Regions from separate parts of the Mus musculus genome. Here all the other regions are linked to region 3. The links are chromatin loops, found by intact Hi-C in ENCODE. Cell type or tissue: heart. All regions are shown on one strand.

Region 1 (8,000 bases), 75 kb after region 3:
GGGTGGAGGATCGCAGTGTGGAAGAGATCGTATACCCTGGCCTCCTCCACGGGATCGCCTGAAACCACGCCTGGGTGCAGGATGCAGGGTGTCTGGTCTACAGGGACTGGCCTCTTCCTTTTCACAGCCCAGCTGCTCAGGTCTAGCATCCTATGAAGCCCCTGGGCTTTTCTTTTAGTCTTCCTGGGAGTGAGCTCTAAGATGGGTGTGCATTGGCTTAAACAGCACCCAGCAATCCTGGGCCACCTGCGACTCAGCCCAGGGCTCACTGTGGCCACCCCAGGAGCCTAGATGCAGAAGCAGACTGAACCTAGCCATCCCCTGCCTGTCCTGGAGCCAGACAGGGCAGCCAGGACAGTAGCCTGTGTCCTGCTTCCTGGGAGGTCAGCCAGCCGATGTGGCCCAGGGGACTGGGAGGGGAACTCCTGGCCTTGTCTTTTCATTTCTAGGTTCTGGCCCTGAGCAACCCTCAGAGCTGTGGGTGGAGGGGTTGAGGTGGGCCAAGCTGCGGTGAGAGAAAGAGGCCTGGAGAGTTTAGAAAATGTCTGTCCTGACATAGGGCCTGGCACTGATGGGTAGGATGGTGAGGCCCATGAAGCTGGACCTGGGAAAGGGGCACTGACCTCTGACCCCAGTCATCTTCCAGATCAGGGAGTCAAGGCTCAGAGAACTTCAGCCACCTGCCTGCAGCCCACAGTATAAGGATGTCATCTGCCCTCCTGGCTTCCTCTGTGTGGCTTTGGATTCTGTGCTGGCATGCAGTCTCCTGGGGAAAGCTCTTGTCCAACAGTTTCCAGGGATGCCTCTGTCTGCAGAGAAAGTGCCCTGAGGTCTCCTGTCTCCTGGCCCTGCTTACCTCCCAGCCTCCCCTTATCCTCTGGCCCAGTGCCAGGTGGAAAACCAGAATAAAGGTTATTCTACATGTCCAACAAGCTGTTAGCAGGAACAGGCCACTCGTCCCTCTCCTGCCTCCCATCTGGGGACCACTCGGGAGGACGGTCTTGCACCAGCACGCAGCCTCTGTGCTAGGCTGGTGAACACATGGTGGGATTCCTCAATAGCAAGCATGAGGACCTAAGAATCATGCCTCGAACCCAAGTAGAAAGTCAAGCATGCTGGTGGCGGGGAGGCAGACACAAGCAGGTCCTTGGGATTCAATGGCTGGCCAGCCCAGCCTACGTGGTGAACCCCACGCCAATCTTTGTCTTTAAAAACAAACTACCTGATGGTGCTCTGAGGAATGACACATCAGACTGTCAGATTACTCTCTGGCCTTCACTCACGCACACAGAGGAATTATAGCCCCTAAATAGAGGACCGGTGTCGGGGAGGCTGTGTGAGCATCCAGGTGGACCCTGGCTGTTTCCGGTAACCCATCTCAAGGTTCTCCCAGTCTCTGCATCTCAAGACTCTCCTGCCACTCATAGCCCTTCATCCTGGCTACAGACACTCTTCCAGGGAGCCAGCTGACACATTTGGCCTCTGAGATTTTTTTTTGAACAGCAATGAAGGGAAAGAATGAGTAAGAAAGAGTGGGGGAAGGTCGGTGGGGAGGGGCAAACAAGCTGGAAAGTCCAAACATGTGTTGTAGAAGCAGGTGCCAGCATGACATCATCAGGAGGGTGGCTGAGGGCCCGAGCCCGGCTCAGCCCAGGAGAAGCTGGCCCGGGAGGCTGCCCTTGGCTCCATTCTGCCCTGCTTGGAGTCGAGAGATTTGTTTCCATTTTAGGGACAGCTCTGGAGGCTGTCCTCTTAACTCCCGGCCGCATTAATAGTTCATTAATTCTGGATCCTTGCTGTGTTCGTTCTTACATGTTCCAAGTGCTGGGTTAGTGTTGAAGAGGAGGCGCAGAGAGAGGGAACCACTGGCTCCAGGCCACACAGCTTAGAGTGTTTGCCTCCGAGCCTCAGCTGGCAGGTGAAGGAAGAGACCTGTGGTTTCCGTAGTGCATGAGGGGGTGGTGGCCTCTGCTTAGCCTCCTTGGCCCAACAGGAGGGGTCTCTGGATACTCCATAAAGTGAGAGCCTCACTTCTGTGGTCCCTCGGGAGAGCTGGCAGGAGGCAGAGATACAGGGGACCGTTGGCCTTACTTGGATTCGCCAATTGGACACGCAGATGCTGCTGTGCTGTGAGGCCAATTACTGCACTGGTGATCTTCACTCCTCTGTGCCTCCTGCTTTGTTTAGAACCTTCTTCTGTGCCCCGCCCCATATTCCCAGGGCTGTCTTCGACCCTGATACAGGATCAGAGCTATCCTCTGCCTGCTGTGTTTTCTGCTGACTCTGTAGCACTTAGCTTTGGGAAGTCTCTGTATGACTCAGTTGATGTGTCTATAAAATGGGTTGCTGGCGTCTTCCTCCCTCCTAAGCCTCTGGGAAGAGTCTGGTGAGAGGTGTTGCTGGAAACCACTTTGTACCAGCGAGTTTTCTGGCTGAGTGTGGTTTGGTTGGTAGAATGCTTGCTCCCATGCAAAAGACCCTTGGGCTCAGACCCCAGCGCTGTATAAACTGAGTGCGGTGGTCCCCGCCCGCCCGTAGTCTGAGCATTGGGGAAGTGTAAGCAGGAGGACAGAAACTCAGGCTGATGCTTGACTCCAGAGTGAGTTTGAGGTCAGCCTGGGCTACGTGAGACTCTTGTTTCTAAATAAACAAGTCAAACAAAGTGCTTTTCGGAGCTGTTCCAGGCACTGGTTTGCTAAAGCTCGGGCCAGCGGAAATCTGGGTCCTTCTGGAGCCCTGGTGCTGAGGGAGGGCTGATGTTAGGGTCGGCTCAGTGCCCAGGAGGAAGTGGGAATTGTCCGTCAGGATAGGAGCCAGCCTAGATTCCCACTGTCAGAAAGGGCTGGGTGACCAGTGATACTGAATAGCCACCCATGAACGTCCGTCTCTGCCTGTCCATGCCTGGGCCAAAGCGAGCTCTTCCCCGGCCCCCCAGCCCAGTCCCTCAGCAAACTCTTCCTGGTGGCCTTTCCTCCCCTGGAGCCCCTCTGGCCTGCACCATGTGACCAAGCACAGGAGGAAGGGCCCAGCTGTGGGAGGTCATGCTGGCCAGGGACTGAGTCTACAGGACCGGCCTCCCAGGAAAACCAGCTGCGTGGGAAACAAGCCAGCAGCTCCGGAAGTCTGTGTGATGCAGTCTGGACTCCAGGCCTGTCACCGTGACCCACTCACGGCTTTCGTGGCTCAGCATCACTGTACCCAGTCACCAGCCAGCTTGAGAGAGACTTGTATGTGCCACCGCTCAGGCCCAGCCCTCCCTATCTACACGGGCATCTCCTGCATCTTCCAGTCCATCCCAGCACAGGCTGAGGAGTGTCCCAGTGGCAGGAAGAAGCTTCCGGCCTGCACTTCTGTGAGGCCTAAAGTTATTTGCCAGATAGATCCTGAGTCTGTTCTCCAGCCCCTCCCATGGGTGACTGACCTCATCCCACGATGCCCCCTGCAGTCTGGCCACCCCAGGAGAGCTAGCCTCTCCAGGTGATTTGTGTGAAGGGCGCCCCCTGGCAGCGGGTAGTGGTCTCACATCTGCTGAGCGGCCAGCCCTGCGCTCTGTGCCTGGCGTGTCTCCTGGTCCACAAAGGCTTGTCTTCACAGCTGGGTGTTTGTGGTGCCTGCTCCTTGCTGGAGAGAGATGGATCCTTCCTTTTCCTGGCTGCTTCACTCTGCTGCCAGCTTCAGGGCCGTGGCCTCAGAGGGCCCTTCCTCTCTTCAGCCAACACAGCTGGAGTCCCTGCCCTGGGAGGCTGTCCGCAAGCAGTGTTGAGGACCTGGCAGCCCAGTCCTTTTGAACTTTATTTTTACACTTTATTTAGCGTGCGTGCCATAGCGCACCTGCAGAAGGCTGAGGTAGCTAATGGGGCTCAGACCCTCCTGCTAATTGTCAGACTTGGCTGCGAGCAGCTTCACCCCCTGAGCCCTCTCTCTGGCCCTGGCTGTGGGTGCGGGGACTAATGGCTTGTCATCATTCATGCTGTGTGAATGCCCTTGGACTACTAGGGGAATATGGTGGAGATGCTGTGAACGCCTGAAGAAGCAGTCAGAGAGGGCATCCTGGCAGAAGCGGCAGCCCCTAAACCATGAACAGGGGTGATAACCATGGGAAATGCTTCAGGGGTTGACCTGGTCCCAGAGGATGGGGGAAGGAAGAGGAGAGAGGGCCAGGGTGGGCCTACTGCCCCCACTCTGAGGGTGGAGGGTGAGGTTGTTCTGGAAGCCACAGAGGAGGCAAACGTTGGTTGTGCGTGCCTGCGATCCCTGTACTTGGGAAACTGAGGCACGAGAATCGTGAGTTTGAGGTTAGCCTGGACTACACAGAGGCAGAGGCACCCTACCTCAAAAACAAAACAACAAAAACCAAAGCAAACCCGCTCTCCACACCTGCCATCCAACCGTTCTCGGAGTGCGTTTGCTGTAGCTATAGGAGGTGCCTACCTCACCCTCCTAGTGTGCCTGCAAGACTCATGAGTCAAGTGTATTTCTGCCACAGGGTTGGCTCCCGTCCCTGGCTCAAGCCTTCATGTATTAAGGATTCTGAGGCCAGGGGGCAGGCTTGTGCTGTGGGTAGGCACTGTCTGCCTGGGGTGAGGGGAAGATGGTGGAGAGGTAACTAAGTTGCCCCATTTGGCAATCCCGTACTGTTCAGATCTGGGCAATGCCTGTTCTGTAGTTACACCGTCCTGGTTCTACTATGGAGTCTGTTGGGCCACACAGCACACTGTCTGGTGACCTGGACCTACCCATATTTCTACCCGAGCACTCTGATCCGATCTGGTCTGCATGCCTTATCAGGATCACGGCAGTCCTACCAACGGCTGCTGCAGACCTAGCCTTACCTGTTCCCCCCTGCCCCATTTGCCAGTCATTGAGCCCAGCTGTCTGCACCGTCTCCTCTAACACTCTTAGAAACTTAGGAGGCCCAGATTGGCTGAGTCCCCGGCCCATGGTCACACAGCAGGTGCACGGCAGCCATAGGATCCGAATCGGACCTTTGACTCACCAGAAGTCTTGCAGCAAAGGCATATGGAAGGAAGCCAGGCAAAGAACAGCTATGGTGGCCTTGTGTCAGGGATAGTGACCTGTAGCCTGCGCTGTGGGCATGCAGTCCCACTGCAGAGATGATCCTGCGGTGAGAGAATAAGCTGTGATCTCTGGGTTTCTCTGTGCCCACCTACAAACAGTGGCGCTTCCTGGAATCTTCTGGTCCCCTGTATGGAGCCTATACAAGGGGCCTAAGAGTCCCAACCCTGGCTGGTCGGCGGACACCATGCTCAGGGGTCAGTGGTAGAGGCAGGTCTGTGGTTATGCTTCTTCTCCCGTGAGGACAGAGACCGTGGGTTGCTCTGGTAGGGTTAATGTCCTGCACACCGGTCTCTAAGAAGGGTGTGTCCCTCCCCACCTCCTTAGCTGGGAGTCAGGCCTCAGTCCCTGCCGACCTTCATCCCAGCCAGAGGGAGAGACAGTGACATTGGAGACAGGAGCTGACCCAGTGAGGGTACAAGCCACCCTCCCTTAGCGCAGGGCACTCCACCCCACCCTCCTCTGCCCAAGCCTCAGTCACTGAAGCCAGCAGAACTCTCAGGAGCCCCTGGAGGGCTTGACCCAGAGGACTCCACAGAGCTGGCCTTGGACAGCCTGCCCTCCTACAGCTTGGGGTTCCCGCCATGCCCGCATTTTTCCTGGGGTTGTCATGCCTGCTGGGGTGGAGGAACCCCAGCAGGCTGCAGATGAATCAGAGAATGTTGACACAAACCCTGGCTGAACCCCAGGGCTCTTTGCAGCCAGCGGTGGCCGTGTTGGAATTGGGAAAGGGACCACGGTGGCGCCTGCCCTACATCCAGTTCTTGGCTCTAGGATGTTTCTGAAGAGTGATTCTCATCTCAGAGAGTTGGTGGGGAAGACTAACCAGCCCAGGCCTGCCAGCGGCTCTGGCCAGCTGCTATTTGTCAGGCGAGGCCGGGACGGACGCCAGGGCTGCTGGAAGTGCTGTCTTCTCATTGGAAGGCCCCTGCTTTTATCTTATTATTATAATTGTTGTTGTTATTATTATTATTATTGAGACAACACTCTATGGACCAGGCTGGCCTAAGACTCAAGGCAACTCTCCTGTCTCAGCCTTCTAAATGCTATGGGGTTGCAGGCATGCGCCATCCCACTCAGCGGGAATTTTAATTCTTTTTTTTTTTTTTATTTGAGGTGGGCTTTCATGTAGCCCAGGCTAGCTTTGAGCTTCTGATTTCCCTGCGTCTGCCTGCTGAGTGCTGGGATTAACTTCACGAGTGTGCACCGCCATGCCTGGCTCGTGCCGCTATGCATGTGTGTATTTTTACATTTCTTTATTTGTGTGTAAGTGCACACGTGGACATCGGAGGACAACTTTAGGGAGTAGTTCTCTCTTCCAGCATCCGGGTTCCAGGGCCACCAGCCCTTTTGTTCCCTGCTTGTTTTGGCTCCATTAGGACATGTTCCATACACCAAACTGTCTTTGAACTTATGGTGATCCTCCTGCCTCTGCCTCCCAAGTGCTAGGATTACAGGTATGCACCATCGTACACGGCTTGGGATTTTAAATTTAGGTTAATTTTGTGTTTGTTTGCTTTTAGCTTTCTTTGAAATAGACTCTCCTAGCCTGGGCCGCCCTCGAACTCATTATGTAGCTGAGGTTGTGATTTTATTTTGGTGATCCTCCTGCCTCCATTTCCCAGATGCTGGGGCTACTTGCATGTGCATCACGTCTAGTAGGATTTTTTTACATTTTAAACAAATGTGAGCTCCCGGGCTTCTCCCCGGTGTCACCTGGGGATGCTCCATCTATTCTTTCTGCTCAGCTTGGAAGCAAGTGGGGATGTTCTCAGCAGAGGCCGTGGGGTCTGAGCTAGGACCAGTGCCTGCTGTCCTGTGTTGGTTGAGCAAACCCTGGCTAGGGGAACCCTGGCTTGCTGTCCAGCTCTGCCATGGGCCAGGTCTTTCTGGCAATGACACACTAGCCAAGGTAGGCATCTCTGTGTAACAGGTTCATAGCAGCACCTGCTCCTGAGACCATGAGGAGAGACGGATGAGTCTGCGTGATGTGGCCTCAGGAAGAGTGTCTGACCTGTTTGTCACTGCCAGCAGATACAGCAAGAGCTCCCTTTGTTGTGTCTGTCCTTCTTGCCCTCCTCCTCAGCCAGGCATCCATCCCTCCACCTACCCGTCTGTTGTCCACCCGCCCACCCATCTGTCCATCCGCCCACTCAGGCTGCAGCTGAGATGTGGGAATGTTGAGCCAAACGCAGAACAAAGCGCTGCTCCCTGGCTTCCTGTTTCCGGCTGGAATGTGAAGTTCTTGGAGACTCTTGCTGTGTCACCTCTGTCCTCGGGGTGGGTGGACAGAGGAAGGCTCTCTTGTGCTGCTGCTGCTGCTGCTGCATGTCAGCTTTTAGCTGCTTAACCCTTCTGTGCCCCAGTTCCTGATCTCACTGCTGGGGGCAGTGGAAGGATTGAGTGGGGCTTAAGGAAGTGGGGGGGATGGACAGGAAACAGTGGCTCTTACCAGCAACTTGCCTGGTAGTTTCCCTTCTCAGCTTATTCTTGGATCTCAGGATGCTGACAACTGACTGCTCTCCCTGGCAGCCAGCTAGCGGGGTACGGACAGAATCCCAGGGACGGACGGAGTTGCTGACTTGGGATCTGAGTTGCCATCTCGGTCTCTGTTCTCACAGAGAGCAGCCGGCTGTGTTTCCTTTCCCCGGGAGCCCCTGTCCCTTGGCTCTCAGAGGGGACTGTCCACTTAAGCACTGCCAGTTCAAGTCAGAGGATCCCCTCCCTTCCCAGGGTGCCCACCACCGTCCGTAGCTGGATGCGTTTAGGCTTCCGGCAGCAGAAAGCCGGCTCCAGATGGCTTCAGCCGCAAGGGAGAAGCCATTTGCTGAAGCTCACAATGAGCTGTTCCTGAGCCCAGGCTGCCCAGGGATGTCATGAAGGACCCCCTCTTCACTGTCCTTGGCCACCGTGTGAAGATCCTC
Region 2 (8,000 bases), 160 kb before region 3:
ACAGTGTACTTACATGTAATAAATAAATAAATAAATCTTTAAAAAAAAAAAAAAAGAGATGGGGGGATGGTGGAGTGTGCCCATGTCTTAGCTACTCCTCTACAGCGATGATGCGATGATGCGACTCCGTGACCAAGGCAGCTGGGGCCTTGCTTACAGTTTCAGAGCCTGTGACCATCACGGTGGGGAACATGGAGGCTGGTAATTCTTCCTAAATACTTCCACCAGCTGAAAACTAAATATTCAAATCTGGCCTAAGGGAAGGGGGCATTCTTATTCAAACCACTCCACCCTGAAATGCCAGCACTACAGTGGTGGAGACAGAAGGATGACTGGGACTCACTGGCCAGTCCAGGTGAATCGTGAGAGACCCCATCTCAAAAAGTAAGATGGAGATGTGTTACTTACTTAAAGAGAGAATGTTTATGCACTCACAACACAGCTTGAGGGTCCCTGGGGATCGAAAGTCAGTCAGTAGTCTTGGCAGCAAGCACCTTTACCTGCTGAGCCATCTCATCTGCCTACTTTAAAATTTTTACACATGAGTAAAAGGTCCAGGAGCCAGCCTGGTGTACAGAGTGAGCTCCAGGCCAGCCAGGTCTATACAAAGAACCTCCATCTTGGGAATGTGGCAGGTATGTGTGTGGAGGATGCGGAGGGGGTGGGGGGGGGGATGCTTGCTTCAAATACAAAAGGCTCCAGGTTCCAGCCCAGTGCCTAAAAAAAATAATTGAATAAAAACCAAGTTTAAGGAGCCACAGTCACAAGGTACAACAAACTCCTACACAGGCGGTGAGGATTCAAGGACAGTGGCTGAGTGTATGAGGCCCTGGGTCATGCCCTCTGTGAGGTCCCCAGCACAAGCACAGACATTCCTCATCACACGGCACTGACATTCTACAGAAACACCCCAAAGCTACCCGCCCTACTGCAGACAGCTGCAGAGCCCTCTGCAGACCCCTCCACGCACTCTGCATCTGCAGCAGAGACACTGACACCTGCAACCTCACCCCTTCTGGAAATAGAAACCCATTTCTGCAGTGCTTAGAAAAGAGCCTTGTGCACAAGACACACAGCCAGCGGAAATCCCTCAAACGCCAGTGTAAACTCTACAGCCCGATCACTGCTTCTGGGCTCACCTAGATGGGACACCTCTTTCCTGTCCAATTTCACCACATCTAAAATCCAAGCCACTGGACATGCCTGCTGATGGCAACCTACATAAAATGGCATGGATGCCTTCACATTTTGCCTGCTTGCTCTTGCTCATTTTGGCACATTCATCTACCCTATCGCTGAGGCATCCCTTCCCTGGCGTTAGAGCCTGGGTCTTTAAGATTCCAAAGTATACTGGCGACGAGCTGAGACTTCCAGCCTCTTGGACTGAACAGCTGTTAGACCCTTGGCCTTTGCCTCAGGACACAGCATTGCTGGCCAAGCTGTCCACAGCCTGTAAGTCACTATAGTCAACTGCCCTTTTTATATATACGGATCCATTCTATCAGTCTGGAGCTCTAGAGAACCCTAACACATGGCTCACATGTAAGCTCCCCTTAAGAACTTTGGCCCTGGACGTTAAATCTCTTTTCTTGGGAATTTCCATCGACTCCGTCAGCATATTTTAGAATCTATTCACTAGCTTCCACCAATCTAAAAGCTAAGAATGTCATCAGACAGCACCTGAGTCCTATAGGAGAGACTCCCCCATGTTGCAACTGGCTCTCTTGTGTCTCCACTAATGTATTTAAAGTTTTTTTTCCATTGTAAAATTTTTTATGTATATGAATGCTTTTGTGTGTGTGTATGTCTATGTGCCATGTTCATGCCATGTGCACAGAGAGAACAGAACAGGGCTCAGGATCCCCTGGGACTGGACTTACAGATGATGCTGGGCTGCCATTGGGTACCAGGAACTGAATGAAGCCTGTGCTTTTGAAATGTTTCTGCGTCTCTCTTTTCTTTTTTCTTTTCTTTTCTTTTCTTTTCTTTTTTGTTTGTTTGTTTGTTTTTGTTTTTCGAGGCAAACAGGTCTCTCTGTATAGCCCTGGCTGTCCTGGAACTCACTTTGTAGAGCAGGCTGGCCTCGAACTCAGAAATCTGCTTGCCTCTGCCTCCCGAGTGCTGGGACTAAAGGTGTGCGCCACCATGCCCGGCTTTCTGCGTCTTTCTAAGCTGGGAAAGTCCACCAACTAATCTTTCTCACACAGTCTCGTTGACTATTTAACACATTTCAGGGAGATGTGGTGGGCTGTTTTTTTGTGTTTTTTGTTTGTTTGCTTATTTCCCTAATGGTCTAGTGAGTCACAGACCAGGACTGGGGTCTGGTCCGCTTCTGACCTCACCGACAGCACGATGCGGCGGGTTGCACTACTCAGAGACGCCACCAGGGGGCGCTCGGGGCTATGGAATGCATCTCTTGTTCCGCAGCTTCTGGCTGCCTGGTTCTGCTCATCTTGGGACCCGGTCCTCTCTGTCTCCACGTGGCAGAAACAGTTCAGCCGACCCATGTGGCCACCACAGGGAACTTGTAGCCCCAGCTACTTGGGAGGTTCAGGCAGGAGATTCTTTCCAGCCCAGGAGTTTTCAGCCAGTCTGGTCAACACAGTGAGGGAAAACTATGTCCTCAGGATAGCTCACTGGTGTGTTATTAGCCCAAGGGACACAGAAGGCTTTCTTTCCAGGATGACCGGAGTTTCACTCCAGTCACAAAGAGCCTAATGCCACGGTTGCTGCAAGCCACTGTTTTTATTGTTGGACTTGTTCTAATTGTTTTTTTATTTTCTTTCAGTTTCCAGCACAGGGTCTCTCAGTGTAGCCCTGTCTGTTATAAAACTCACTCTGTAGCCCAAACTGGCCTCAAACTCACAGAGATCTGCCTGCCTCTGCCTCCCAAGTGCTGAGATTAAAGGTGTGTGCCACCACTGCCTGCTAGCCTAAAACATTTTAAATTATCATGTAAGCTGATAAAATAGAGTAAAACCAAGCTGGGCTGTTCCAGCATGAAAACCAGACAACGGAAGTTGAGGAATGTGGAGCAAGCAAAACTAAATCACTAAGTGTGGACAGAGAAGCGGGGTGGGAGGGGGCCTGGAAACCTCCAGGGCTTTCTCCCACAAAGCCTCTGGGTGACTTCAAGACTGTCAGATGAAGAGACTCCCACCGAGAGTAAAAGACAGCCAAACGTGCAATACACCTGAAATCCAAGCACTGGAGAGGCAGAGGCAGGAGGGTCAGGAACCAAAGTTATCCTCAACTACATATAGAGTTCCGGGCTAGCCTGGGCTACATGAGACTATAAATGAGGATTCCTGGAAATGTTCCGGCAGAGGCTGATGGGAATTGCTGTGGTATGGAACAACAGAGTAGTCACAACACTGCCTGCCGGCCAAGACCCTAATTACCTTATCATGGGCTCATCTGTGCCTCTTAAGTAGCCATCCCTGGTCCATCTCTGTGTCCGTACTAACGTTTTTGTGAGTGAGAGGGGAAAAAAGCTTTTAGAATCTATTAACTTAGTTTCTGCCAATCTAAAAGCTAAAAATGCACCCGAGTCCTATAGGAGAGACTCCACCATCTTGTAACCGCCTTTCTTGTCTCCATCAGTGTATTTAAATTTTTCTTTTTTTAATTTTTTATGTCTAGGAATGCTTTTGCGGGCGTGTGCCCAGAGAGACCAGACGGTGGCGCTGTACTCCCACATGACTGGACTTGCAGATGTTGCTCCGCTGCTATTTGGAGCCAGGAATTGAACCCAGGTCTTCTGGAAGAACAGCCGGTGCTCTTAATGCTGAGCCGATGCTCCAGCCCTCCACTGATAGATTTTTACAAAATGCCTTGGTTTTTTTTTGTTTTTTTTTTTTTAAAGATTTATTTATTTATTATATGTAAGTTCACTGTAGCTGTCCTCAGATACTCCAGAAGAGGGCATCAGATTTTGTTACGGAAGGTTGTAAGCCACCATGTGGTTGCTGGGATTTGAACTCGGGACCTTCGGAAGAGCAGTTGGTGCTCTTAACCACTGAGCCATCTCGCCAGCCCTAAAATGCCTTGTTTTAAGTCCTTCTTTGTTTTATTACTTTACAAACCTAAGGAAACCACTTTCATGTGGGGACAAAAAAAAGGGGGGGCGGGGAGGCCCAGGGAGAATGGGAAGGGAAAATATGCCATGTCCGGCCAGAGTGCCTGTGCTCTGGGCAGGTGGACTCAGGGAGACTGCCAGGCACTTTCCACATGGCTCCCGGTGGAGATCTAAGCCTCTGATGGGTGGAGAAGGGGCTGTCCCTGACCAGGGACCCCCGAGGCCACACCCTGTCGCCCTGGGGTTATAGGAGAGACAGGATAGGGGAAGAAGTTCCCAACACTGATCAGAGTGTGCAGCGGGTCTTGATGGAACAGAGATTTTCTATGGTTTAAGAGCTTTATTATAGAAATGCAGGGGAAAGAGAGAAGGGAGAGAGAGAGGCTAGAGAGAAAGAGAGAGAGAGGAGAAGACAAAGAGAAAGGGAAGAGGAGAGAGAAGTGAGAGGTAAGGGAACAAAGGAGTAAGAGATCAAGGTGGGGGCCTAACAGCCCCTTTTATGGTCTTCACTGTTGCTAGGTAACTGGGGAGGAGTTTAGCCTGAAGGTCAGAAGCTTGGGCCATTGCTTACACGACTACTTACCACTGACCATGCTTCTCTTGTGGAGGGTGTGGGAGGTGGTAACTTAGGCAGGAGCCAGAGTTCCAGGAGCATAAGGGAACGCCTACCATGTCATGTAGGTGAATTATGACCATCGGGGTTCAGACCTCAGCTCAACTGGATACCAGCCTGCAATTTCCCACAGACATGGACCTGAAGTAACCTGGCCCTGTGTTTCCTGAATTTTGGTCCCTCAAATTTGGCTCCAGAGCCAGGCGTGGTGGTGCATGCCTTTAATCCCAGAACTGGGGAGGCAGAGGCAGGCGGATTTCTGAGTTCGAGGCCAACCTGGTCTAGGACAGCCAGGGCTATACAGAGAAACCCCTGTCTCGAAAACAACAACAACAACAAATGGCTCCAGAATAAATTATCTCTTATTTCCTTTGGGGCAAAAGTTGTGTCTTGCGCGCGTCGGACTCGACCAGCAAGAACGACGCTGCAACAGGATCCTTCTGCACACATTTATTGGGAGAGCTTGATTGCAGAGGCGAAGAGACCCCAAGCCCAGAACTGGTGCTGCTTATATAGGCCTAGGAGAGGCGTGTCTCACACCCGGATTGGTTATGCACTACGCCTCATTTGCATGTTCCTCATCTGATTGGCTATTCTCTCTCTGTACCTCACAGAGCCTCATTATCATACCTCATTTGCATGTCTCACATCTGAGTGGTTATACTCTCAAAGCCTCATTATCATGCCCAGGCCAGGCAGTGTCTTTGCAAAAAACTTTACTGCATATGTACACATTGGTTGTTTGTCCAAACTTATGGGTGGTGGCCAGCAGTAGTCAGTGTCACTCTGCAACGGCACATGTGGCTTCCCACAGTTGTGTTTTTACATCCACAAGACTCATCTCAATAAATAAATAAAATAGCCTTCAAAGGGGGAGTCTGTATTCAGTGGTTGGATTCACATTACAGTGAAACATGCAAAAACCCTTCATTCATCTCAATGAGGTTCGTGTGTCATTTTCTTCATTTACTGAAAATACAGAGTGCACCCTCTCCTTGCCTTTCCCCGCGCCTCTAGCTGACCTGAAGATGATCTTGATTCCAGTTAGAAGGAGCCACAGCTGTAGGGGTAATGGCTGTGTGACACTTTCCCTAGGGAGATGAGACCACCTTGTTTACTAAATGACAGACCAAAGTAACAATGACACCAAATGCCCCTCCCGCCCCCATGAAGTGGCCAGTTTTCTGGGGTTACTCACAGGAGCACGGATAGCCCAAAGACACTCACATTACTAAGAGCCTAGCCCAGCATGAGTGACAGCTCAGGAGAGCTGGAAACTGGAGCTCTCTGCATGATTTGGGGCTAATTCCACAAGTTCGGAGGGTCTCTCCTCATTAAGGAGGGCGGGGCCTTGTGAATCTGGTAAGCTTTAGGAATTTTTTGAGACTTGTCACTTATTTTCCGAGTCTTAGAGTCTTAAGGACTATCCGGATCGCACTTTCTCAAGCTTCCCTCCGGGTGAGATGTTTCGGAGGAAATTACTACATAGCACCGACTTGGCCCTGGCATTATTGATCAATTTTTTTTCGTGGGATTTCCCATTGGCCCCTGGGATACCTTGGGATGATTGAAACCTGGACCTGCATGCAGGACTTGGATGCCACTTTGGAGGTTGGAGGTCTTAGCCCAGAGATGCCACATCACAGATCTAACTAACCCTTTGCTGGACCACGGTGTCATGTTCCTCGGGAGGTCTCTGCTGAAGGCATGATTCTAGATACAGTCCTGCGGCGGTCAGGTCAGAGGTGCGATTTTGGGAAGCCTTTGGATCAAGAGGGTGCTGACGTCAACGGGTATCAGTTGATACCACCTATGGGTTTATACTGTGATGGAAGGTCACACACAGGTTTGCAACAGAACCAGCTGGGTTTCAACTGCCTTTGCCACAACAGGGCTGACTGGGCTCGGGAAAGTCAACTTTTTGGTCTGCACAGGGCTGCGTGATTGATAAAGGGTCAGTGGCTAGGCTAGCTCCTGCCGCCCAAGAGTAGGGAGTCCCTCCCGCTTGCGCCCCTGTAGACGAGGTCCCACCGCCGCGTGGAACTCTGGCCGCTCTAACCGCGTCTAGAACGCGGCCCCTTTAAGGCCGACCTGGATGACCCGAAGGCCAGAGCGACCTTCTAGCGGCCGTCTCGATGGTAAATCTTCAGTTCCGGCCGGAAGTGCATTTGCAGAGCTGGTTCCGCCGGGGAGGAGAACTCGCGTGCTCCGTGCAGAGGGGATGCATCCTGCGCAGCGTGGCTCGGGGGCGCCGTGGAGCCTCCCGAAGGCGATCGTGGGATTCAGAAACCTCTCCCGGGACTCCCATGGGAGGAGGCTGACCCCGGGCCGGCACGCGATCGCGGGATGGGCTGGAGTTGTAGGAAGGCCCTAGGCCCGGGCCGCCATCGGCGGGGCACTGGCTGCTTCTGTGTTGCAGGCGCCGCACGGGTTCGTCCGCTTACACAGAATTGTATTAAATTGTCTTTTTATTTCCCCACCCAGGAAATGAACCACATCCCCCAACGACTAGACGGAAGCACGCACAAGCTCCTTCCTCCCGAGGAGCGTTTCCAGTGACTTGAGCTTGGTTGGCCCAGGTATGTCAATCCTTGGGGGTGGGACGGTGACCTGAGGCCGACGGTCTGGGAAAAGGCTCCTGTGTGGCTGTACCCGCCCGAGGTGGGTGCAGCCCCGTACCAGACAGCCCGACCTTGACCTAAAGTAAAATCCCAGAGGAGGAGGAACCTCTTCCCTGGGGTTAGAATTTGCAGTAACAGGTGTGGACATCCTAGCAGCAGTTTGGTGGTCATGTATGATACTGCAAACAGGAGCCCTGCTGAAGCTGTGGGGACTGAGCACAGTCCTCCAAAAGCAAATATTTGACCATTACTCAAGCCCCTCACTTTAGATAAAAAAGAGAAAAAAGACGTATTCATTATTTTATTTTATTTTAGAGTGTGGATGTTTGCCTGGTGCCCCCAAGGGGTCACAAGAGGGTACCAGATTTCCCAGAAGTGGCATTATAGAGTATTGTCAGCCCCGGTGTGGATGCTGGGAACTGAACCCAGGTCCTTTAAGAGGGCAACAAGTGTTCAGCTTCAATGCTGAGCCATCTCTCCAGCAACTGCACCACCCCGCTCTGAGATAGGGTCTCACTTAGCCCAGGCTGGCCTTTACTCATTAAGTAGCTGAGGGCAGCCTTTGAACTTCTAATCCTCCTTCCTCTGCCTCTGGTAGCCGCCTGGATGACCGGCATCCTCGAGCACACGTGGTTTATGGGATGTACGGATAAAGCTCAAGGCTATATGCATGCTAGGAAGTCTTCTA
Region 3 (8,000 bases):
CTTGGAGATTCACAGGCTGACCAGAGAACAAAGCAGCCTTTGAGAGCCCTGGATCCTGGCCTTCACCACCCGACCCTCACTGGTGCCCTTAGCCAAGGACAGCGCAGCACCGGACCAGAGCGAGACCTTCTCCTTTTGTTTGTTTTGAGGCAGGTTACCTGGCCCCAATTTCACTGTGTAGTCCTGGATGGTATTGAACTCCCAATCCTGCTGCCTCTATGGTCAGGTTGCTGGGATTACAAACCTGCCGCAGGTTTATGTGATGCTGGGAATGGACCAGGGTACTGTGCCAGGGCCATACACTCTACCAGTGAGCTACATCCTCACGTGGTGCCTTCTCTTAGGATGGGTCACGGCCAAAGACCAGTCCTCCCCTCCCCCTCTTTTTTTTTGGGGGGGCTGTGAATGGAATCCAGGGCCTCAGTTGTGCCTGGAGGTGCTGTACAGTTGCAGTTCTCCCCGACATTTACATTTTCTTTTTTTCATTTTGAGGTGTCGTCTTGCTATGTGTCCCTGGTTGATCTCAAACTCAGGATTACCCTACTTCAGCCTCCTGAGTAACTGGATCTGGGCACAGGCCACCATGCTAGGCATGACTGTCGCTCTAGGAACCCTTCATTTGGATGTATTTTTACAAAAGTTTTCTTAACCAAAACTCAGCCGTAAATGGCCAGACTAGGACAGAAGAGGAAAACCCCCACCCCTCCTCCAGCCTGGTCTTCACCCAGTTGATTAATTAGGGTCAGTTGGAGCCCTAATCCTAACCCCAGTCCCCGGGGAAGTCAGGCTCTTGCCCTGTCCCTGCAGGGTGGCCTTGAGCAGATTACTTTGTGGCTTGCCCTCAGTTTCCTTATCTGTAGAGTGAGACTGAGTCCCTCCCCTTGGTGGGCTTCTGAGGTTTTGGTGTGCACTTGGCTGGCTCCCCGTTTCCAGCTGGCTGTGCTGTATCCTGCCATTCTGTCTCAGTGTCAGATGCTATGAAAGCTGCCTCCTTCCATCCCTGCTTCCACGCTGGGAGGCTGTGGGCCAGGGCACTCCAGTGGATGGAGACCTGGCTGGCTGGATGCCCCAAGGACTGGTGGCTGAAGCCGGTCCAGCCCTGCTGCCCAGGAGGTGTGGTCAAGGGTGTGGTCTTGCCCTGGTTGGGGCCATGGGACCTTCTAGCCGCAGGGAAGAGGTTCAGGGCTTGAGTGGGCATCCTTAGCTCTGCCCTGTCCTTTCTTTTCCTTTCCGCTCCCCCTCCCACCTTGTGGGGCTGGCCCGGGGTCCTCTCAGAGATTTCCCCAGGCAAATGCTTCAGGCTCCTCAGCAGGGCTGGCATGAGTCACTGAGCAGAGACAGGCCCCAGAGGCACGGGATGCTGCGTTCTCAGCCAAGGGTCGGCGTGGTTTCTCTTTTCAGTCTTCTGGATTGGCTTTGTGGCTCTTAGAAATTAAGCAGTTTTATCTTGTTCCAAGCGCTTGTGTTTCAGCACGGGGTGGGGAGAAAGAGAGAGAGAGAGAGAGAGAGAGAGAGAGGCTGACTCTCTAAAAGGGAGCTTTCTACTCAGCCAGGGGACAAGGAGAGGACAGGGAGGGTGAGAAAGGCTAGGCCAATGGGGCAGTCACAGACAGGGATCATGGGAGACACTGCCCAGTAAGGAATCCACACATGGCTCTCTGCAAGGGTCCAACTGCCCTGGCATTGGATGTATGCTCCTGGCTGGGGTCTGGTTTGTGTAGTGAGACACCAGGGTCCCAGGTCTTCTCTGCCACGGGGCAGGCAGACAACCGGGGCTCTCTGGAGGCTCACTGCCCCATTCAGTCCTCTCATCTCCCACCTCTGGGCTGGCCGCAGAGCCTCTGGCGGGCTCCAGCTGTGACTGATGGATTGCTGTGACTTTGCTTAGCTCTGCAGGTCAGAAATCAGAAGCAGAACGAGCTGGGCAGGGCTAGCTCCTTCTGAAGCTCCAAGCAGCTCTTGGCCCAATGCTTTCCCAGCTCCTGGTGGCTCCAGCAGCGTCGGCTTTCTTGGCTTCTGCCTCTGCTGTCTCGTGACCGGCTTCTCTCAGATCTCCCTCTGCCTTTCTAAAAATGAGGATATTTAAGGCCTCTGGGCAGCTGGGATGATCACAACTTAAGCCACCACATTCTATCCACAAAAAGCCTTTCCTTTTTTTTTTTTCCTTTCAAGAAAAAAAAAAAAAAGAGTCTATCTGTGTTTGTGTACATTTGCCCTGACACGTGTGGAGGTCAGAGGACAACTTGAAGAAATCTGTTCTCTGTTTCCATCATTTGGGTGCAGAAACAGAATTCACGTCATCAGGCTTAGTGACAAGCACCTTTACCAGTTGAGCCATATAGCTTGCCCAAGAGCCTTTTCTCCCAGACACTGCTCTCTGTGTTGGGGGGGGATAGACGTATGGGGTGGTAGGGGTATGGGGATATGGGGTGTGAGAGTACCAGAGTAAGAGTCTGGGGTGGTAGGCGTTTGTGGGGGACACCATTCTCCCTGTGTAGCTGGTGTTGGGCTGGTTATAAGACTAGTAATAGTTGAGGTGGCCTTGAACCCCTGATGGTCCTGCCTCCGCCTATCAAGTGCTGGGATTACAGGTGTGTGCCTTCACACCAGGCTCTGCCCATTTTTGAGTCAAGTTGCTTTGTTATTGAGTTGAGGGAGCTCTTTATATATGCTGGTTATTAGATCCTTATTTGATCTATCCTGTCGGTACTTTCTCCTGCTCCGTGGACAGTTGTTACCCTCACAGCACCCGCCTGGGTTTGAAGCTTACAATGAAGAGTGGAGAATAGCACACCACCTGGCCACTTGATTCCTTCAGCATTGCCTGTCACATGGGTTTGAGCAGGAGATGTGGTGTCTGTATGTGTGTGTGTGCGCACATGTAGAAGCCAGTGGACAGCCTTGGCTATTGTTCTTCAGGCACCACCCACCACATGTTTTGAGACAGAGTCGCTTAACAGCCTGGAGCTTGTTGTGTAGGCCAGGTGGCCATCGAGCTCTGAGGACCCACCTGGGCTGAAACTGCACACGTCACCATACCAGGCTCTTTACCAGGGTTCTGAGATTTTGAACTCGGGTCATCCTGTTTGCAAGACATTGCTGACCGAGCTCCCCAGGCTGCGGTGGTGTGTGTTTATGGGGAGTTATTAGAAGCTCCTACAACTGAGGGGTGGACTGACTTGGGGGCTTGAACAGCCAGAGAAAACCAACAGTTCAAAAGCCATGGGCAGAGAGGACCTCAAAAACAAAGGCTCTGACGTTAGAGCCAAGGAGGGTGTGAGTGGAGAGGGGTGCTGTGGAAATGGGTGGGAAAGAAATGGCCTCTGACTCTGTTCTGTTTGCCCCATGCTCATCCTGGGAAGCCCTCAGTCTGGACTTGGATAAGGCCAGCCGGTGTCCTAGGCGACGGTCTCTCCAGTTCAGGGCTCCCAGCCACGTGTGTGTTGACATGTGTGGTGTATGTCACAGGACATAGCTATCAATAATGAAGAGAGTACTCCAGGACCTGAGAGATGGCTCAGCAGTTAAGGCTCTTGCAGGGGACCCAGTTTTCATCCCCAGCACCCACATGGCAGCTCACAACCATCTGTAACTCTAATGATTCCTCCTGGCTTCTGAGGGTACCAGACAGACACACACCATGCACAGACATTCATGCAAACAAAAAGAAGAAGAAGAAGAAGAAGAAGAAGAAGAAGAAGAAGAAGAAGAAGAAGAAGAAGAAGAAGAAGAAGAAGAAGAAGAAGGTATACCTTACAGATTCAGGGTTCTGCCTGGTGTCCCAGCCCAAGGTGGCGAGAAAGGGTTGGGGATTGGTGTCCTGCCTGGAGAGGGTAGCCTTGGTCTGCGTTTGTGACCTGTGTTGGTGGGCAAGGACCATCCTCAAGGACCTGGATAGTCACTGTGGACGTGGTGGGTGTGTTCTATAGACAGGCAAAGCCTATTGATCAACACTGTCTATTTGCAGGGTGTTGGTGGCCCAGCAAGGGCTAACTCTCTACTTGCAGGAAATAGAGAGGCAGCTGCAGGGATCTTTTTGTCCAGCAGGGGGCGGTGCAAGCTCTTAAAAGCCCATGTACTTGGGTATTGCTTTCCTTGGCTCTGCAGAAGGGCTGCATGCTGCTGCAGAGCTGCCAGTACAACTTGATTAGGCTGAAGGGGAGGGAAGCGGCAAGAGGAGACCCTCAGGAAATAATAAGAAGGAGCCACTGAATTCCAATCCCAGCCTATGGCACCCGGGGGAGGAGGCTGGTGCCCCCTGACTCTTTCTGTACTGTATTTTCCTAGGTTTTGTTTGAAGTGTTTCAATCTCTCAAGTTTTTCCAGCCCACTTGTGTGTGTGTGTGTGTGTGTGTGTGTGTGTGTGTGTGTGTGTGTGGTCAGTGAGCGGGCGTGGAGGTCAACGTTGTCTTCCGGTATTGTTTATTACCTTGGTTTTCAAAAATGACTTGTGTGTGTGAGTGTGTGTGTGTGTGTGTGTGTGTGTGTGTGTGTGGCTGTATACACATGCATGTTCAGCCATACCTAGCTTTTACATGGCACTGGGATTGAACCCAGGTGCCCATTCAGTAGGCAATAGAACTTCTTTACTAGCTCAGGCCCCAATTTTCTAACTTTCTGAAAACATTTCAAACAAGAAGACAGACGGTGAAACCCTGCCCACACACCCACCTGCTGGACCCTACCGTGAGTGTTCCTTGTTAGGTGTGCATCTGTCCACCAGCAATCAGGCTCTCCTCAGACATATTTGGTTGACTAATTAATTTGTCTTTGAGACGGAGTCTCATGTAGCCCAGGCAACCCTCAATCTCCTGTAGCTAAAGTTGGCCTTGAACTTCTAATCCTTCTACCTCCATCTCCCAAAGGGTGATGTCAAAGACAAGTGCCACCATGCCGGGTGACTGAGGCAGTTTTAATAAGTTGCAGGTACCAGTACTCATGACCTCTCCTCCCTCTGCTCATGGATCGTTAGCCACTGTGGTTCTCTCTCCACATTTCTGTGTCTCCTGGATGCTGTGCATGCCATCCTGTGATTTTTTACAGGTAAATGCACCGTGTGTTCCAACTGCAGCCACAACATGGAACACTGACATCACCTGGACAGTCCCCTGTCCCTTCCTATACAGCTGCTGCCTTTGTATCCTCCAGGGAACTTCCCACCCTGGGTTCCTTTATCCAGTTCGAATGTTGGCAGAGTCGCTCAGTACTGTGGGTCCCCATGGCGTGTTCCATGCTGGGTCCTACTCTCCGCCCGACCCTTCTGTGGCTTTGACATTTTCCTGTTTCCTCTGGTTGGGCCTCCGTGATGAACATCTTATCCTGGTCTTTCATGAGAGCTGCTTCATCTGTCTCATGGGAGCACCTAGACCCTTGGTGTCTATTTAGTTCCGGGAGAAACTTCTACATCTTCACCCACAGCAGCCATCCGGCTTCAGTCCCAGCGGCAGTGTGCAGTGGTGTGCGTTCACACTGGCATCTGCTGCTGTCAGTCTTAAATGTTAGTCATTCTGGCGGTGGGGGTGTGGGTGCTATTTCACTCTGGCTTTAATTTTGCATCTGTCTGATGACTAATGTGGCCCAGCACATTTTCATGACCTTCCCAGCTATTCATGTATTTTTCCTTTGTAAAATATCTTTCTCAAATCTGTTGCTCATTTTCAAATTGGACGGCTCAACTCTTCCTCATTACTTCTGGATATTGGTCTTTTGTCAGATGTATGCTTTGCAAGGAGTTTATTTCAGTCTGTGGCTTGGCCATTCCTTTTGTTAATCATGTTTTTTTTTCTTTTCTTTCTTTCTTTTTTCTTTTTTTTTTAAATAAGCATAAGTGTGTCCCCATCGCTTTTGGTGAAGTCTCATTTTGCAATTTCTTTCTCTTTTTTCCTCTGTGGTTTTCACTTTCTGTGTTTTATAAGAATTGTCTCTTGCCAAGTTGCAAAGGTACTGCCAGTTTTCTTCTAGTATGTTGATAGTTTCTGTTTTTATGCTTCAGCTAAGAGTCTGGGGTAAGGCAGGGTCAAGGTTCATGCTGCCCACTGCTGCCTGCTGCCGCTGCTGCTCCGTCTTTGCAGTCGCTCAGCTTTGGCTGCTGACATCTCCTTCCTTGTTGTGTGGTTTGGAAACTTCTCTTGAAAATCATTTGAGGACCGGGGCCGTAGGAGTCAGCACCACAGAAACCGTGCGTGGCTGTGGACAACACCTGTCACCCCAGCACTCACAGGGTAGGGGCAAGAGAACTGCTCAAGGTCATCAACAAACAGTGAGCTTGCGGGCAGCCTCGGGCACACAGGATGCTGACTTGAATAATAAGGAAGAGGGCTGGAGAGGTGGCTCAGTGGTTAAAGAACACTGGCTGCTCTGGCAGAGGAACTGGGTTCAGTTCCCAGCTCCCACAAGAAGGCTCACAGCTGCCCAGAACTCCTAGAAGTTCTAGGAGATCCGCCTCCCACTCCTGGCCTCTCCAGCGTTGTAAGCGGTGCTCACACAAACAGGCAGGCACACGTGCACACACATGCAAGTTCTGCACACATGCCAATTTGATTGTATAGCCCTGTGATCCTAGTACTTGGAAGCAAGAGATACGCAGATAGATCTCTTAGAGTTCTAGGCCAGCCAGGGCTACAGAATGAGTGAGACCTTGGCTCCAAAAAAAAGTTGTCTTTTTTTTTAAGCAGGGAAGGGAGAGAGTTTTGGGGCAGGATGGCTCAGAGGGTAAAACTGCCTGCCACCAAACTGATGGCCTGAGTCAGCTATCCAGGCCCCACCCAACAGAAGGAGGGACCTGACTCCCGGCATGGTCCTCTGACTTCCACACCCTCCAGACACACACAAAATAAGTCTGAAAATGCAAAAGTCCCCCATCCCTCTGCTCGTCTCTCCACAGAATCCGCTGCCTCTGCGTCTCACTGAGTGTTTCTTGCAAGTGTTGTCAGATCTCTTCCTGAGGACTGTAGGTTTTGGCACTACTGTGGCTTGGAGGGCTGTATATATACATTGCAGGACAAATAGACTGTTTCTCTTGGGACCCTGTCATAACACAGGGGTGCTCCTAACACAAGTGTGGGGAACATGGCTTCGCCCAGCACCAAGCAACCCCCTCATTCTAGAGGACTCCGCTGTCCTGTTACTCGGGCCAGCTCGGATGTCTCCAGGCAATGTAGTTCCCAAGGGTTGGCCTCCGTTCCTTAAGACTGCCCTTCCTTGGGTACCACTCAGCAAGTCTGGTCTTCTGGAAATTCTGACTCATGAGCTGTGAACTGGGGAGACTTTTTAGGGTTTGGTCTTTACTGGAGCAGCTCATACAAAGCAGGGGGCTTTCCGATGTGCCTGTCAGTGTATCAGGGGGACTGGCTAGGTTTATTCTTATGTGTTTGTGTCTATGTGTGTCTGTGCATATCTGTGTATGTGTCTGTGTGTACCTGTGTCTATGTATGTCTGTGTGTGTATATGTGTGTCTCTGTGTGTGAACGCGTGTGTCTGTGTCTATTTGCTAGTGTGTGTGTCTGTGTGCTTATGTGTCTGTGTGTGACTGTGTATCTGTATGTGTCTGTGTGTGTTGTCTATGTGTGTCTGTGTGTATATATATGTGTTTGTGAGTGTGTGTGAACATGTATATCTGTTTGTGTGTGTCTGTGTGTCTGTTTGCTAGTGTATGTCTGTGTGCTTGTATGTGTGTATGTGTTCTTCTGTGTGTGAAGGTAAGTCTCTGTGTGTTTTTGTGTGTGTCTGTGTCTGCTAGTGTGTGTGTCTGTGTGCTTATGTGTGTGACTGTGTGTTTGTATGTGTCTGTGTGTCTGCTTGTCTGTGTCTGTGGGTGGGACTGCAGGTGCTCAGAGGATAGAGTCTCTTGGGGCTAGAATTTTATATAGGTGGTTGTGAGCTGCCAGCCAAACCCAGTTTTGCAGGAGTTGTCCAGACTGAGCCATTTTTCCAGCCCCTCAGCAAGGCTTCTTTGAACACTAGAAATGAACTGGACACAGGGGAAGTTTGAAAGGCACCGG

Evidence for each region. Hi-C counts contacts between places; a loop is a spot of excess contacts. Peaks named below come from ENCODE experiments on the same cell type or tissue, not always from the same donor. Only the 100,000 strongest peaks of a DNase experiment are listed, where the experiment ranks them.
Region 1: it touches region 3 in a loop (5-fold over the local background); 24 of 42 quality-filtered maps call a loop at or near these places.
Region 2: a loop joins it to region 3, with 4 times the contacts of the local background. A loop is called at or near these places in 7 of 42 quality-filtered maps.

What each region holds. Positions count from the first base shown.
Region 1 is chr11:117,309,685-117,317,684 of GRCm38, forward strand. The region is part of intron 2 of Septin9 (septin 9); the gene reads left to right. Among named protein-coding and RNA genes, the nearest start is that of Gm34065, 13 kb to the right of the region's middle. In heart, CTCF peaks have their summits at 3,497 and 4,527; DNase peaks (open chromatin) are centred at 1,617, 2,787, 3,037, 7,357 and 5 weaker places; H3K4me3 peaks cover 1,092 bases; H3K27ac peaks cover 5,496 bases.
Region 2 is chr11:117,069,933-117,077,932 of GRCm38, forward strand. Snhg20 (small nucleolar RNA host gene 20) reads left to right here and starts at 6,851. Exons shown (of 2, transcript NR_027059.1): 1 at 6,851-7,270. It overlaps Mir6516 (microRNA 6516), which reads left to right and starts at 7,416; the gene lies at 7,416-7,525. In heart, CTCF peaks have their summits at 3,670 (motif pointing right) and 6,812; DNase peaks (open chromatin) are centred at 2,429 and 6,829; H3K4me3 peaks cover 2,082 bases; H3K27ac peaks cover 2,073 bases; H3K27me3 peaks cover 1,217 bases.
Region 3 is chr11:117,234,302-117,242,301 of GRCm38, forward strand. It overlaps a transcript of Septin9 not described here. Among named protein-coding and RNA genes, the nearest start is that of Gm39478, 28 kb to the right of the region's middle. In heart, a CTCF peak has its summit at 4,042 (motif pointing right); DNase peaks (open chromatin) are centred at 1,170, 1,660, 4,050 and 7,078; H3K4me3 peaks cover 888 bases; H3K27ac peaks cover 1,656 bases.